Regions from separate parts of the Homo sapiens genome. Here region 1 is linked to region 2. The links are chromatin contacts, found by Hi-C or POLR2A ChIA-PET in ENCODE. All regions are on one chromosome and are shown on one strand. Each heading gives the region's core, a stretch centred on a gene start or an enhancer-like site at or near the end of the contact. The rest is flanking DNA. Distances are from core to core; before and after follow the strand shown.

Region 1 (6,783 bases), core at 773-3,272, 56 kb before region 2:
CTTTACATTGTTTCAAATTATATTGTATTATTTACAATGGGTGAAATAGTAACTCAAATGGAGAAACCTGGCAAACACCATCTTAACCAAAAGATTAAAGTTAACATCGCTAGTGGTGGGACTAACCAACAGCATGTGCCACATGATACCATGCACTGAGGAAAAGCCGGAATGACTTTTGTTATACTGTTAGAGGTGTATAACCTTAATTTAAGTGTGAGGACACATCAGACAACCCAAAATGTGGAACACTCTCTAAAATACCTGCCCTGAAAAAAGACAGACCCAGGAACTTCCCAGATTAAAGGAGACTGAAAAAACATGACAACTGAATGCAGTGTATGATTTTAGATTTTCTTTTGTTATAGAAGATATTATTGGGACAATTGATAAAATCACAATAAGGTCTGTAATATTAGATAACATTATTTCAATATTAATTTCCTGATTTCAATAATTGTACTGTGGTTATGTAAGAGAGTTCCCTATTTTTAGGAAATATATATTGAATTATTTAAGAATAAAGGAACTTTCTGTCTGCAATTTACTCTTAAACAGTTTAGGAAAAAATCTATGTGTGTTTGTATTTAGAAAATGAAACAAATGTAGTAATGTTTGGGTGAATTAACATTTTGGGAATCTGGGTGAAGGGTATCCAGGCATACAAAGAATTCTTGCAACTTTTCTAGAAGTCTGGAATTATGTTTAGTGTCTTTGTGATTTGAATTTTAATACGTTTCTTTATAATGTTCAAATTAAGAAATTAAACATCCAGTATATGAAAGAAGGAATGGCACTGAAAAAAGTGACATTAGTAGAGGTTTATATTGTGTTATAATATTATACAATATTATAATAATATGTAATATTACTATAGGCAATATGTATTATATAACACATATATACAGATGCTTCTTGACTTACAATGGAGTTATGCCCCAGTAAACCCATCAAGTTGAAAATATCCTAATCGGAAATGCATTTAATACACCAAACCTACCAAACAGCATAGCTTACCACAGGCTACCTTAAATGTTTTCAGAATGCCTACATTAGCCTACAGTGGGGCAAAATCATCTAACACAAAACCTATACTATACTACAGTGCTTAATATTTCACAGTAATTTATTGAACACTGTACTGACAATGAAAAACAGAGTGGTTGTTTGCGTACTTGAAGTACAGTTTCTGCTGAATACATGTTGCTTTTGCATCTTGGCAAAGTCAAAAACTCTAAGTCAAACAATCATAAATCAAACCATGGCAAATCCAGGACTGTCTGTACAATATTACAATACTGTATTTATGTTGTAGCTATTGTGATATAATTAGAATTATGTGCCAGCATGATTCTTTGCAAATTCAGTGAGACCTGGTCAATGTCTTTCAGATAAATTACCTAAGACTAGATGATAGCAGGGACATTATACATCAAAATAGTGATTTCAGTTACTCTCGTATAAAGTGGAGGGCAGGAACGATGGACAGCTATCATCTTAAAAGCTTATTGGAGTCAGACGATGGTTCCTCACATCTGCTGACCTGTAACTATGGAATAAACAACTCTGATGACCATTTGTTCATTATCATACTGGAGTCATGTTCCTGAGGAATTCCAGGGCAGTAAAAATTTAGAAGCTAAATGTTTAACTTTCCAGAATGTTTAATTTTTCTGCACTAAGTCAAAGCAAGGCTCATGGAAGCAAACTTCCTTGTTCCCTAAACACTCAGCCCAGAAAAATTGAGAGATCACACATGTAACCGTGAACTTTGCACTGTTAGATTTATAAACTTCACAAACCAAAAATAGTTTCTGTTGTTGATCCAAAAACCTCCATTCTAATGACAAACTTATGGTGGCTAAAAACCTTTTAAATGTTAGATTGAGTTCCTGCTTTGTCCCTCTGCATGTGATTGAGCCAGGTTAAGTTGATTTGAACCTGAGAAAAGAAACACATTGCCTCTGTAGGGTTTTCTAAGCCATCTGAATTGGTACTAAACCATTTCTGTGAGGTGTTAGAATCCTGCAGGGGGCACCAGAACATTCCAATGCAGTTGAACACATTTCATTAAGTCCAGAAGAGCTAACTGTATTACCTTATTATAATTGATTTCTCTACTGTAACGTTTTCAGTTCCATTAATATTATTTTTTTGTACATTTACTTTTACAACATTTGTGAGTTTATGGAATGTTTCTGCCTCTCTGAGGAGGCAGAGGAAGGAAAGAGATCATCTCTTGGATGAGTCCTTAGAAACTACAGCCATGTCTCCTCTGGGTAAATATGAAAGGTTTCAGCCCACTCGGAGAGTAAGGACTTTCCAAATGTTCCTAATCTGACTGCGGAAAAAAAAAAAACTGGAAGAAACTGAGAATTCAATTTACTTTCTTAGCCTTAAGGCTGTGTATAAGCTACCCTGTTATTATCATTATTAATAATAAACACAGTGAATGTCAGACAGGCACTTCATGGTAGATTTTTATATGAATTTTGTGCAAAAGTAAAGGGTTGCCAGGCTACTGCATAATATTACTCAGTTCTGGTCCAGGAGTACAAAATTCCACCAGGCCTCCTGAGCCCGTCCCTCCAATTAGTGGCTTACTTCATTACGAATAAAGAACCCTCATTACTGTGGGCCTTCAAGTGAAATAGGATCCCCTACCTCTTGAAATCCGCCTTTCTAAGTACAGACAGTTCCCAACTTACAAACAATCCACTTAAGAACCACCAAGGCATTCAGAGGCTGCTGTAGGCTCCTGCAGCTGCTGCCTGGGCCCCCTGCCCAGCCCCCCTGCCCAGCCCCCTCCCCACACTCCTGGTCTGCTCAAGGGAGCGCTGCCTACCCCCCTTGCAGAGCCAGCTGCCCACCTGCCCCTCGGACTGCAGGCTCGGAGCTGGGGGTTCAGTGAGGCCTCAGAGCTACCGCTGGTTTTATAGTTGAGCTCAGCTATGGGGTAAATAGGCTTTTGTGGCCTGGCCTGGGAACCGAACCACCATTTAAAAAAAAGAAGAAGAAAAAACCTGCCTCCATGGGAAAATGTATTCTGCATTCCCAATAGCCAGCCAACAAATGTTAGAATGACTGTGGGGGCTGTCTTCTGTCTTCATGCCCCTAGCAGAGCGAGGAGGCGAAAGAATCCGCCTGTGTGTTCTGGGTTCTGGGTCCAGCTCTAGCACTAAACCCAACATAGGACCTTAGTAAGCCCTTTAACCTCTGTGTATCACATCATCTGTAAGACAATAGGATTGTACTAAATGAGTTATAAGCCTCCTTCTAGTATAATGACCCCAATTGATCAAAGCTCTACCCTCATTTTATTCATTCAGAGGCATTTTACTCAGGGCACATGCTTTGTGCAGGCTCTGGGCTTGGTGGGAATACAGTCAAATAATACAGATCCCAGCACTCACAGGGTGCAGTGTTTACTTGGGGAGACAGATCTTTAAGTGAATGTTCATAAGTGCTATGATTGCAATGGGCACTGGGTTCTGTAAAAGCTCAGGAGGGTCTGAATCAGATGAAGTCTTTGCAGAGGGGTTGGCTCGCGGGCTCACTCCCCTGATTTCTATTTTAATTGACTCCTCTCCCAGGGTATCAAATCTGGTTCACTGGGAAGCATAGCTTCTGCATCTACCATCCTAACAGTTTGGCATGGTCCCCTGGCCTCATCAAGGAAAGTCTTGCCCTCCTCTTTGCGTCACTGAAAGATAGAATACAGGGATGCTCCCACCAAACCATAGTCTTGATTCCTGTAAGTACTGCCCTGAATGCTTGCTTCTTCTCTGCCCTAGGGAGCCATGGCCAAAAAAGGTTCTCTCTTGCTCTCCTTGGGGCCTTCCCTGCCCTGAAGAGAGGCAGGATTGGCAGCAACTCTGGTACTCCCAAGTTTAAAATATTCCTTACCTCCCAAAATATTTCTGAAGTCCCAGCTACCTCTTGCTGTCCTATATTTATAATGCCCTAATTATAATTCTACCAAAAATCCCTTCTAGGCTTCCACCCTTACTCCACACTCACTTTTAAAATAGTAACAATCGAAGTGATTCAAAGAAGTCACCTGTCATTTGGAAGGTGGCATAACAGAGTGGTTCAGGTTGGAATCTTGACTCTGTGCCTTGATATCGGACATTATGAAATTATGTCGGTATGAAGGTTCCTGGGCAAGGAAGCGACCATGGAAGAGCAGTTTTGAGGAGAGTTAATTTTGGTAGCTCTGTGTAGGATGCTACAAGAATGGAGAGGAGGGAAAAGATGAGAGATTTTCAGCGTAGAAATGATGAAACTTAGAAACCAAATAAGTGTGTCATTATGCAATGTGAACTTATATAACTTTCCTGTACTCTCAAAGTATCTTATTTATTTTGGTTCTATGAAAGCAGTTTGATAATTATAACTGGAAAATCTTTTCTTTTCATATAAATAACAAAACACCCCAAGAAAACATTATCTAAGAGTTTTTCCAATCCCCATTCCATTATGTTCCCTTAGGATGCCTTTAGCGTAAGAAACAGCCTGGTGCCTTGGTGAGGAACTCAGTCTCTGCAGTGAGCATCTCCTGGGTTCAAACTGTGGCTTCCCCACTTCGTAGCAGTATAATCTCAGGCAGGTTTCTTAACTTCTGAATATTTCAGTGTCTTCATCTGAAAAATGGAGACACAGTCAAGTACCATATAATGACATTTTATGATGGTGGTCCCATAAGATAACAATGGGGCTGACAATTCCTATTGCCTAGTGACATCTTGATGATACTAAATCTGTGCAAATCTGGGCTAATGTGTGTCTTAGTTTTTAACAAAGAAGTTTAAAAAGTGAAAAAAGTTAAAGATAGAAAAAAGCTTATAGAATAAGGATATAAAGAAATCTTTTGTACAGTTGTACAATGTGTTTGTGCTTTATGACAAGAATTATTACAGAAGAGTCAAAAAATTTAAAAATGTTTAAAGATGTTTATAAAGTAAAAAAGTTACAGTAAGCTAAGGTTAATTTATTATCAAAGAAAGAAAAACATTTGTTATAAATTTAGTGTAGTCTAAGTGTAGTGCTTATGCAGTCTAAAGTAGTGTACAGTAATGTCCTGGGCCTTCACATTCACTCACCACTCTCACTCACCCAGAACAACTTCCAGGCCTGCAAGCTCCATTTGTGGGAAGTGCCCTACACAGGTTTATCATTTTTATCTTTTATGCCATATTTTTACTGTGCCTTTTCTATGTTTAGATATGTTCAGATACACAAACACTTATCATTGTGTTACAATTGCCTACAGTATTCAGTACAATAACATGTTGTACAGGTTTGCAGCCTAAGAGAAATAGGCCATCTCATGTGTAATATAATGCTTTGTAATATAATATATACTTTGTAAAAAAGTATAGGTGTGTAATAGGTGCTATATCGTCTAGGTTTATTTAAGTACACTGTATGATGTGTGAACAAGGACAAAATCACCTAACAACATGTTTCTGAGAACATGTCCCCATCGTTAAGTGACACATAAGTGTAATCACGTCAAGCTCATAAGATTCTAATGAGGATTAAATCTGTAATATTTGTCAAGTTCTTAGAACTGAGTGTGGTCCATATTAAGCACAACATAAACATTCTTGTTGCCCAATTTTAAGTGTTTGATATATAAAATAAATGCAAAACAAGATAATAGCCTGTGTGCTATACTGAGATATTGAATAGCTTATCTTTTGAGAAATGGAGACAACATTACTGGAATAAGAATACAACTCTAACTAGTTTTCATATTTCCCCTTCTCAGTGGCACGTTGAGGCCCTGTCACTTATATGTAATGGAACCCATCAAATTGAGTACATTATGCATGAAAGTACACTTGTGATATCTTACCCTGATCTGCCCCTTTTCCTGCCCTCCTTGTTTTTGTTGACCTCAGCTTGAAATCTTAACTTTAGATTCAGCTTCACTTTCTTCTTTTCTGACCCATTTATTTGGTTTCAAAATCTCATCATTTCTTCCCTGGAAATCTCTCTGTCATCCATCCCCTGTCTCCATTTGTATAGCAGCCTACACAGAGCTGCCAACCTCATCTTCCTGAAAAACCACTCTACTGTGGCCACTTCCCTGCTCAGGACCTTCAGCAGCTCCCCATTGCTTAACAAGCAAAGCCCTCAGCCTGTCGTTCAGAACCACACAAACCCAGCCCACTCTCCTTCCCTAGGTCCAATACTGTATTCCCAACAGCCTATTCTCCACAGTGACCAGATGATTGCTGTGTCTGGCATGGTCCACATTTATGTTTGTTGTCCAGGCTTCACTATTAATGATGCCCTCTTCACTCAGAGAGCGTCCCTGTTTGGACAATAAATTGTATGGCCACCCTGCTGTTATCCCATTAGCCAAACCATGTATCCCAGGATTCCCTGTCTCCTCCCCCTGTTCCTTTCATCTGAATTGCTGTCGCTTGATCTGTGCCTATCCACAAGCTTCCCCTTTTTCAAAGGCCCATTCAAATGTTACTTCCTCCACTCTTTCAAAACTCTCCCAGGGTTCTTTATACAACCACTCTTTTGCCACCTAACACTTCCTAATGTGTATCATGATTATTTATATGCTGTATAGCTCCTCTTTCAGAATACGACCCTTGAAGAAAGAAACTGTGTCTGATTAACAAAGTGTTTCCTGTAGCATCTAACCCAGGCTCCTACATGCCTGGAAAAATAACAGACATCAGTTCTTGAGTGCTTACTATGCACCAAGCACTGTATGTATAATCAATATACACTTTAGATACCATCTGTATATATTATCTC
Region 2 (7,356 bases), core at 2,821-5,320:
ACAATAGCAACGGCCTTGGTGGGTTATTGTCAGAACTGGAGATCGTGTGTAAGGGGTCCTTGATGGCCTCTAACACAGGGTTATGTCAAATGGTCATGAGTTGAGATAGTAGGACTAGTAATGTTTTGTGGGTGATTTACTGTAGTAAGTCTCTACTGACCCTTAGGTAGATGCAGAGGGAGAGTTTGCTTAGTTAAGTCGCACACCTGAATTTACCAAACCTAAAATCACTTATGAAATAACCTCCCAAAAGAGAATCCAGAACCATGGATTTGAGTGAGAATGTAGAGTGTTAAGTAATCCTAAGACATTGAGAGGGTTCAGCCTAATTATAGCCTTAGCTCTCCATCTGACCAAGGGTTTCCTTTTAATGATGTACCAAGAGTCCAAAATACACCTGAAATTTAGAGCCAAACTCCAGAGCATCCCATGCCCTGGTGGTTGGCATGCAGCCTGCCCTGGCTTTACAGATTTCTCACAGGACTACAGACTGGCCGAAGTTATCCTGCAGGCCCCAGTCAACCAGGGCAGACAACTCAGTTCAGTCTGGGCTTGATGTTGATTTAATTTACAGAGTGTGCAAGGAAGAGAGTCTCTGGAAGACAGAGGACATTGGTTAAAGTTTTGTCAAAAGTAGAAAGGCACCGCACCTCTAGCATTAAGTTTTCAGGGTTTAGGGATATAAACTTGAGGACAGATATCTGCTTTCCCTGTTACTGTCTTACGACAGGTAGCATACTATGCAGTACTGTGTGAATGCCCATGAATATTTTATCAAAATGACTAATCATTTATAAATATTGAAATCATACCAGGTAGTGGAAGTAATAAGCAGTTAATGTAGATTGCCATACATGGTGTCCATTTTTGTAAAACATTTTCCTCTTTGGCTTAAGAACAGATTATTTTGATAGAATAAAGGTGTCTTTCACAAATTATTTTTTGGAGGGGATAAATATTTTATTCTTACCAAAGTCAGGTAAAGACAATAATAGAACAAACCTAGGTACCCACCACCCAGTTTCAACAAGTCTTACCAGTAAACAAATGTATTTATAATCCTTCACGTGCTTTAACTTACTTTGATAGGAAGGCTGTTATTCCTTTCATTCCCAACATCTTGTTTATATAATTTGCTCTTTGCTTTTATTATCACCTTCTTTAATTTTATTATTTTAGTGTTTGAATTTGACTAGGTAGTACATTCACACTGGGACAAAAGCCGACTTATAATAAAAAAATACACAGTAAAAGAATCCTCACTCTCATTCCTCTTCCTTAACCCCCTCCCTATTCTAATACTTCCATCCCCCAGTGTATCTTAGTGTTTGTTTACCCAGACACAGCAAATACGAGTCTGTATTTTGTTTCCCTCTTTCTAAAAAAAAAAAAAAGGTTCTTGGCTTTAGAATTTAATTTTTTTTAACTTGGCGGTAAAGGTACAACCCTAACCCAGTAGTCATGCATTTTTTCACAGAATTAAATCAGAAATGGCACTGCCTGCGATAGATGCTTACTTTTATAAACTTCCTCGAAAGCATGTGCCAAGATATGTTGGAATGAGATTGACACTTGTCTGCTTATTTAAAACAACTTTCATATTTCATTGGTTTATAGTTAGGATCTTTGTTAGTTTTGTAGACTAGCAGTCCATACCCCCTTTTTTGAGCACTCTATGTAATTGTAAAGATAGGGATATTAATGTGCTGGTCCCTTAAAATGTGTAGTTGTTCTCAGGCAGAAGTATTGGTTTGCACATTGTCTCAGTTAAAGTCAATGTCACATAATTTGTCTTTTCTCTTTCTCACTGCCAACCCACACAGCCCTTCTTCAGGCATGAGCAGGGCTGCCCCACTGTCTGCCTCTGCTTCTATGTTGTCAACCCACAGGGTAGCGTCGGCTTAAATATTAACGTGGTCGGTAGAATAAAAATATTCTCTCAGTGCACAGAGAACTTGTGGTGACTGAAGAAAAGAACACTCATTAATTTGTTGACTTCAAAATGTGTGCCCTTTGGAAAACTGCTGGAAGGCCCAAATCCTGAATTAAAATGCTGATTACAATATGCACGACATTAAACAGTCAAGAAATAAAAAGAGCTTAATCCAGGGATGGCTGACTTTATAGGACTTGGGGACGATAAGCTCTAGCACCCTGCTGCTTGGGGGCCGGTTCACTCCCTGTGGTAATTCTGTTAGACAAGTAATGGCTAAGCCGTGGTACAATGTTATCAAAAAGCAGACCGCTCGTGACAACAGCAACGATTCTCAAAGAGCCATTGCCCAGAAAATCACCCCCATTCAGTGTCGTAATGACATTGGCTTTCTCCTACTAAATAGCTAATATAATGGAAAACCAATATTTGACCACAGTTTATAAAACTATTTTAAGTAAAAAAGTTAGTGACATTTTGAGACACGTGAAAGTGGCTCTCAAACTGCCTTATGACCACATGTGGCAATCTGACCTCAATTCGTTAATTATAACATGGAGAAATCTTTGTGTTTCCCAAAATTGGGCCAAGAAAAATGAATAGCAGATACCTGAACAAAAAAGTGGTGTTACAAAGCAGAAGACAGTTCAATGAATTCAACTCACCTAAGTCTCATAAGTTGGCCTTACCCAAAAGATCCCTCTCCAGGACAAGACTAAGCCAATTAAAACAATTTTAATTGTCTATATTCTAAATAAAATGTTTATCTCCTGCTACCTCCTTGGTTACTACTTCTAGACTTGTGATTCTAAATTGTGGTCACATGTCAGAATAATAGCTCATTCAGTAGGTACCATAGGTGTGGGTGAAAACTTTTAGCCCACAGCAGTCATACATGTTTACCTCTGAGTTCCTCCTGAGTCACTCAGAATTGTCTCCTGCAGTTGTCCATATATTACTGACTAGGGATCTGACTGCTTCCTCGCATACGAAGTGGCAAGTTCTAAAAAGCGCCTTCTCTTTTCTCATGAACTTTCCCTCCTCTCTGTCTTCCTCAGCATCCTGGGATGTACTGCTGGCTTTGGTACATTTTTTTTTTTAACCAAATACTGTTCTTAGCTGATCATCCTGTAGCCTGTAGTGCTCTCTATAGATTTACCCTTATAAAGATTTCTATAAAGATTCTGGCCGGGCGCGGTGGCTCACACTTGTAATCCCAGCACTTTGGGAGGACAAGATGGGCGGATCACTTGAGGTCAAGAGTTCGAGACCAGCCTTGCCAACATAATGAAACCCTGTCTCTACTAAAAATCCAAAAATTAGCCAGGCCTGGTGATGGGCATCTGTAATCCCAGCTACTCTGGAGGCTGAGGCAGAAGAATCGCTTGAACCCGGGAGGCGGAGGTTGCAGTGAACCGAGATTGCACCACTGCACTCCAGTCTAGGCAACAGAGTAACACTCTGTCTCAAAAAAAAATAAAAAAAATTCTATAAAGAGTCTATAAATATTTATCCCTGCCCTAGGTTTTATGTTTTTCAGTAAGATTACTTGTCTTCTAACATCTACTGGTGAAATGGAGTAGCAAGCTTAGGGATCATGAACAAGAATTTTTTTTTTTTAGTGCCTACTCAGGGTCCAGTGCTGTTGGTTTGTTGTTTGTTTTTTGTTTTGTTTTGTTTTTCAGGGAGTAGGAGTTGTTTTTCCTCTCTCTGTTCTTATTATAATCTATATCATTTTTCATCAGAGCGAAGTTCTTAGAAGCAGTGTTCTTGAGTTCCAAACAAGTACAGTTTGTTATAATATAGAATATGTTTTTCTTGTTAGCCATTTTCGTAAGGTGTTTTCCTCCCTATCTTCCCCCTACTCTCTTTGGGCGATGTGAGGATAGTGTTGGTGTTTGGGGTTTTTCATCTGTACTGCAAGCGTGTGGCCTTTACGATTAGTCATAATGTCCAGAGTGGGGACGAGGGAGAAAACCAGAGAGATGGAGTCTTCCTGTTTCACACGCAGATGAAGGTAAATTAAGTGACATTTATCTGCCAGCTTTTCTGTGCTCTCGTTTTCGGTCTATGTAGTTATGTTTCCTTCCATCTTCTGTGTTCTAATTTATGCTGAGGTCATGAAACTCAGTATGAGTTCAAAAATACCACCTGAGTGAGCTGTCACCAATTTCCCACACCGTGTCTAAACTTAAAAGAGCTTCCTCTCTATGTGAGTTTTCACACAGATATTGCTCATTGGTTCAGGATCAGTTCTCCTAGGGAATGTTCTCCCAGGGGCATAGGGTTTTTATTTTTGAAAACTTGGGCAGTACAGGGCAAACATGCTGAATGGATCTGTCATCTCAGCCTTTCTGCCACGGTGCCTGCATGGTGCCTGGCTGCCAGTGGAGCCATCTGACCTTAGAAACCCTCAACACTTTACAAAAGCTTAAATATTAATTTATACATGAGATCCTTAATAGGTTCTGAAGTAAAAGCAGAGTGCTACAGTGAGAAAACACCTTGACTGTGAGTTGGGGTCCCTAGCAAGATTGTCTGTAACTAATAAATTTTGTGTCATTGGGTAGGTTATTTAACCTGGGTCTTTTTCCTTATCTGTAAAGTGAGTTAGAGGAGATGATCTCTAAGATTCCTATTGGTTGCAAAAAAAAAAAAAAAAAAAAGTATGATTTTTCTCACTGGGACAAATCATCAGGTTCCCAGAATATGTTTGAGCAATGGCAAGTAGAGAAGTTTTGCCAAATTGAATGAAGGCTTTCCAGATGGCTATATTGATGGGTAGCTGAAAGGGCTGCATTCGTGCTTGACTGCAGACATCCTGAATACCACTAGACAGAGTGTTACTTTAGCCAGTAGTCAGGGAGCCACTGAAGGCCTTTGAGTAAATGAGTAATCTCACAGCCAGCCTGTCTAACTTTGCTTTCTGTTGCTTATAAAACAGAATACTGGCACCTGGATAATTTATAAGGAAAAGGGCTCATGCCTGTAATCCTAGCACTTTGGGAGATCAAGGCAGGAGGATCACTTGAGACCAAGAGGGCAACAAAGTAAAACCCTATCTCTACAAAAGTTTTAAAAGTTAGCCAGGCATGGTGGCATGTGCCTGTAGTCCCAGCTACTCAGAAGGCATTCAAGCCTGGAGTGCTATGGTTGCACCACTGCACTCCAGCCTGGATGACAGAGTGAGACTCTATAAAGAAAAAACAAGAAAAGAAAAGAAAGAAATGGAATTTATTTCTTAGAGTTATAGGGGCTAAAATGTCCAATTCTGAGGGGACACATCTGGTGAGGGCCTTTTTTGCTGAGTCCTAAGGCGGCTTAGGGCATCACATAGTGAGGGGGCCGAATGTGCTCCCTCAGGTCTCTGTTCCTCTTCTTATAGAAGCTACCAATCCCACTCCCATGATAATCCATTAATTCATTAATCCATGAATGGGTTAACCCATTTGTGAGGGCAGAGCCCTCATGACCCAATCACCTCTTAAAGGCCGCACCTCTCAAGCTGCCGCACTAGGGTTTAAATATCAGCATGAGTTTTGGAAGGGACAGATATGCAAACCATAACACAGACTAAGCAAAGATACACAGTAAGAGGGTTCCTCTATGGAGCACCAGCAGCTTCACCAATGGGCAAACCCAGAAGGGCTCCCAGACAGGAATTTGCAAATGGAGTTCCAGAAAGAACTTGGAATTGGAGGTAGAGATTGGAGAACCTTCTGAGGTGACATTGGAACCCTAAGAATAGAAAAGATCTTCTATAGAGAATGTAGGGAAGGTATGATGGTTTGGGATGAAACCTTAAGGGCAGCCAGAATAGGAGGAGGCAGTGGAGAAGGTACTGTCAGGGAGATGGGAGGTCATCCGAGAGAGCCGCCTCATGGGGACTCCCAGGAGATAGCAGCATTTCCAGGCTGGGCAGTGGTACAAATGATGCTGTACAGGTAAAGGCCTGGGAAAAGAGCCTCAGAACTGGCAATGAGGATCTCACTGCTGACCTTCAAGAGAGCTATTTCAGTATAGGGTGGGGGCAGGAACTTAATTACAGGCAGCTGAGAAAAGAGTAGAGCCAAAGTAGAGTATGTGGTTGTGGAAGGAAGAAGAAACCAGAACAGTAACTTGAAAGTGTGAGGGGAGGGTGGAGAGCAACATCAAGTGAAGGCTGATTATTGTTGAGATAGGCACACATCTCCTGCGGCTAGGGGAAGGAAGCATTGGAAAATGAAAGACTAAAGGTGCTGGATCTGAATAATGGTGGGAACAGAGCAGGCTTCAGGAAGGAGGGGAGGGCATAGAGAGGGCTTATCTTAGAAAGGAGAGGCAATGCCTGCAAGGTCACGGAGTTGGAGACAGGTGAGGATGTGAGTACGTCATGTCTGTTGGCTCTTATTTTTGCAGCAGTGTCTGTAGTTAGGTTATCTGGTAAGCAAGTAAACACAGAGACTTGGGAGCCTGCAAGAGAGTGAAGGGAACTTGGTGTAGCATCTGTGGGTTTGGCACCTGAGAGATCCTCAACCCTTGTTCATCCTTTAACACAAAAGCAGGATTGGGGCACCATAACCCAGAAGCAGTCCACATCTGCATGGGTGGAAGCCCTGACTCCAGTTGGGAGTTTCTTACTAGAGTTTCTCCCAAAGAGCTTATCACATCTCTGCATGTGTCTCCATTATCTCTCAGTTGAGTTGAATTTTTTTCAAAGAAAATGATAGCATGATTCTCAAGAGCCAACTGACTATAGAGCTATTTCTCAAGTCTCAACTTGTCTGGTTACAGACCTGAACCCGTCCTTTTCTACTTGTAGTTAGATTTTTCTTACGTGTTATGTGTAATAATTTTAAGCATCTTAATTATCAGTGCAATAATTGGGAGGTTTTTGTGTTTTATGGTTCAAGTCAGTGCCAGTTTCATTGCTTTTAGCTAAGTAGTAAGTTCTCTTAAAAGAGAAAATGTGCACTGTGTGGCCTGTTAGCTGTTGAATAATCAAGAAGCCAAATAAAAGGCTAAATTCATTGGTAGACCTCAGTGTAGGCAAAATCTGTATTTAGAACTGGCTGTAGGCAATATCCTCACCAAGGGTCCTTTTCTCTTTTCTGTCACTAAAAAGTTTGAGTTGAATAGGATATGTATTAGTAAAAAGTTTTCTGATTGCAAGTGATAGAAAAACCCTATTTGAAATAGTTTAGGTTTAAATTTTTAAAAGCAAAAAAGAATGTATTGATCCATGTAATGGGGACACTCAGTTGTGGATTGGCTTCAAGCAAGGCTGGATCCAGGCGCTTAGACAATGTTGTCAGGATTCTCTCTCCACTTCTTGAGGCTGTTTCCCTCTATGTGTTGACTTCATTATCACTGGGAGCCTGAAATTTGCATCTTTAGAGCTTGGAATCCCAAAGAAAGAGAGGCCCTCTTCCATTAAGTTTCTA

What was found. Hi-C counts contacts between places; a loop is a spot of excess contacts on that map. ChIA-PET counts read pairs that join two places held with the same protein, here RNA polymerase II (POLR2A). Pooled maps may share reads with other maps.
Region 1: a loop to region 2 is called in a map of GM12878, with 5 times the contacts of the local background. The contact joins two enhancer-like sites. A Hi-C loop is called at or near these places in 9 of 168 maps with a recorded cell type or tissue (CD4-positive, alpha-beta T cell, CD4-positive, alpha-beta memory T cell, GM12878 and 5 more), 26 of 37 single-sample maps with no recorded cell type and 15 of 50 pooled maps. POLR2A ChIA-PET finds 5 or more read pairs at or near these places in 13 of 52 experiments (CD4-positive, alpha-beta T cell, CD4-positive, alpha-beta memory T cell, CD8-positive, alpha-beta T cell and 9 more).

The regions. Positions count from the first base shown.
Region 1 is chr7:8,185,795-8,192,577 of GRCh38, reverse strand. The region is part of intron 6 of ICA1 (islet cell autoantigen 1); the gene reads left to right. Among named protein-coding and RNA genes, the nearest start is that of ICA1, 73 kb to the left of the region's middle. Within about 2 kb of position 2,022, at least 2 of the 41 ENCODE cell types and tissues checked have a DNase peak (open chromatin) inside an H3K27ac peak, as active enhancers do.
Region 2 is chr7:8,131,090-8,138,445 of GRCh38, reverse strand. All of the region lies in intron 12 of ICA1 (islet cell autoantigen 1), which reads left to right. Among named protein-coding and RNA genes, the nearest start is that of ICA1, 130 kb to the left of the region's middle. RefSeq lists an enhancer at 3,893-4,022 and a silencer at 4,733-4,782. Within about 2 kb of position 4,070, at least 5 of the 41 ENCODE cell types and tissues checked have a DNase peak (open chromatin) inside an H3K27ac peak, as active enhancers do.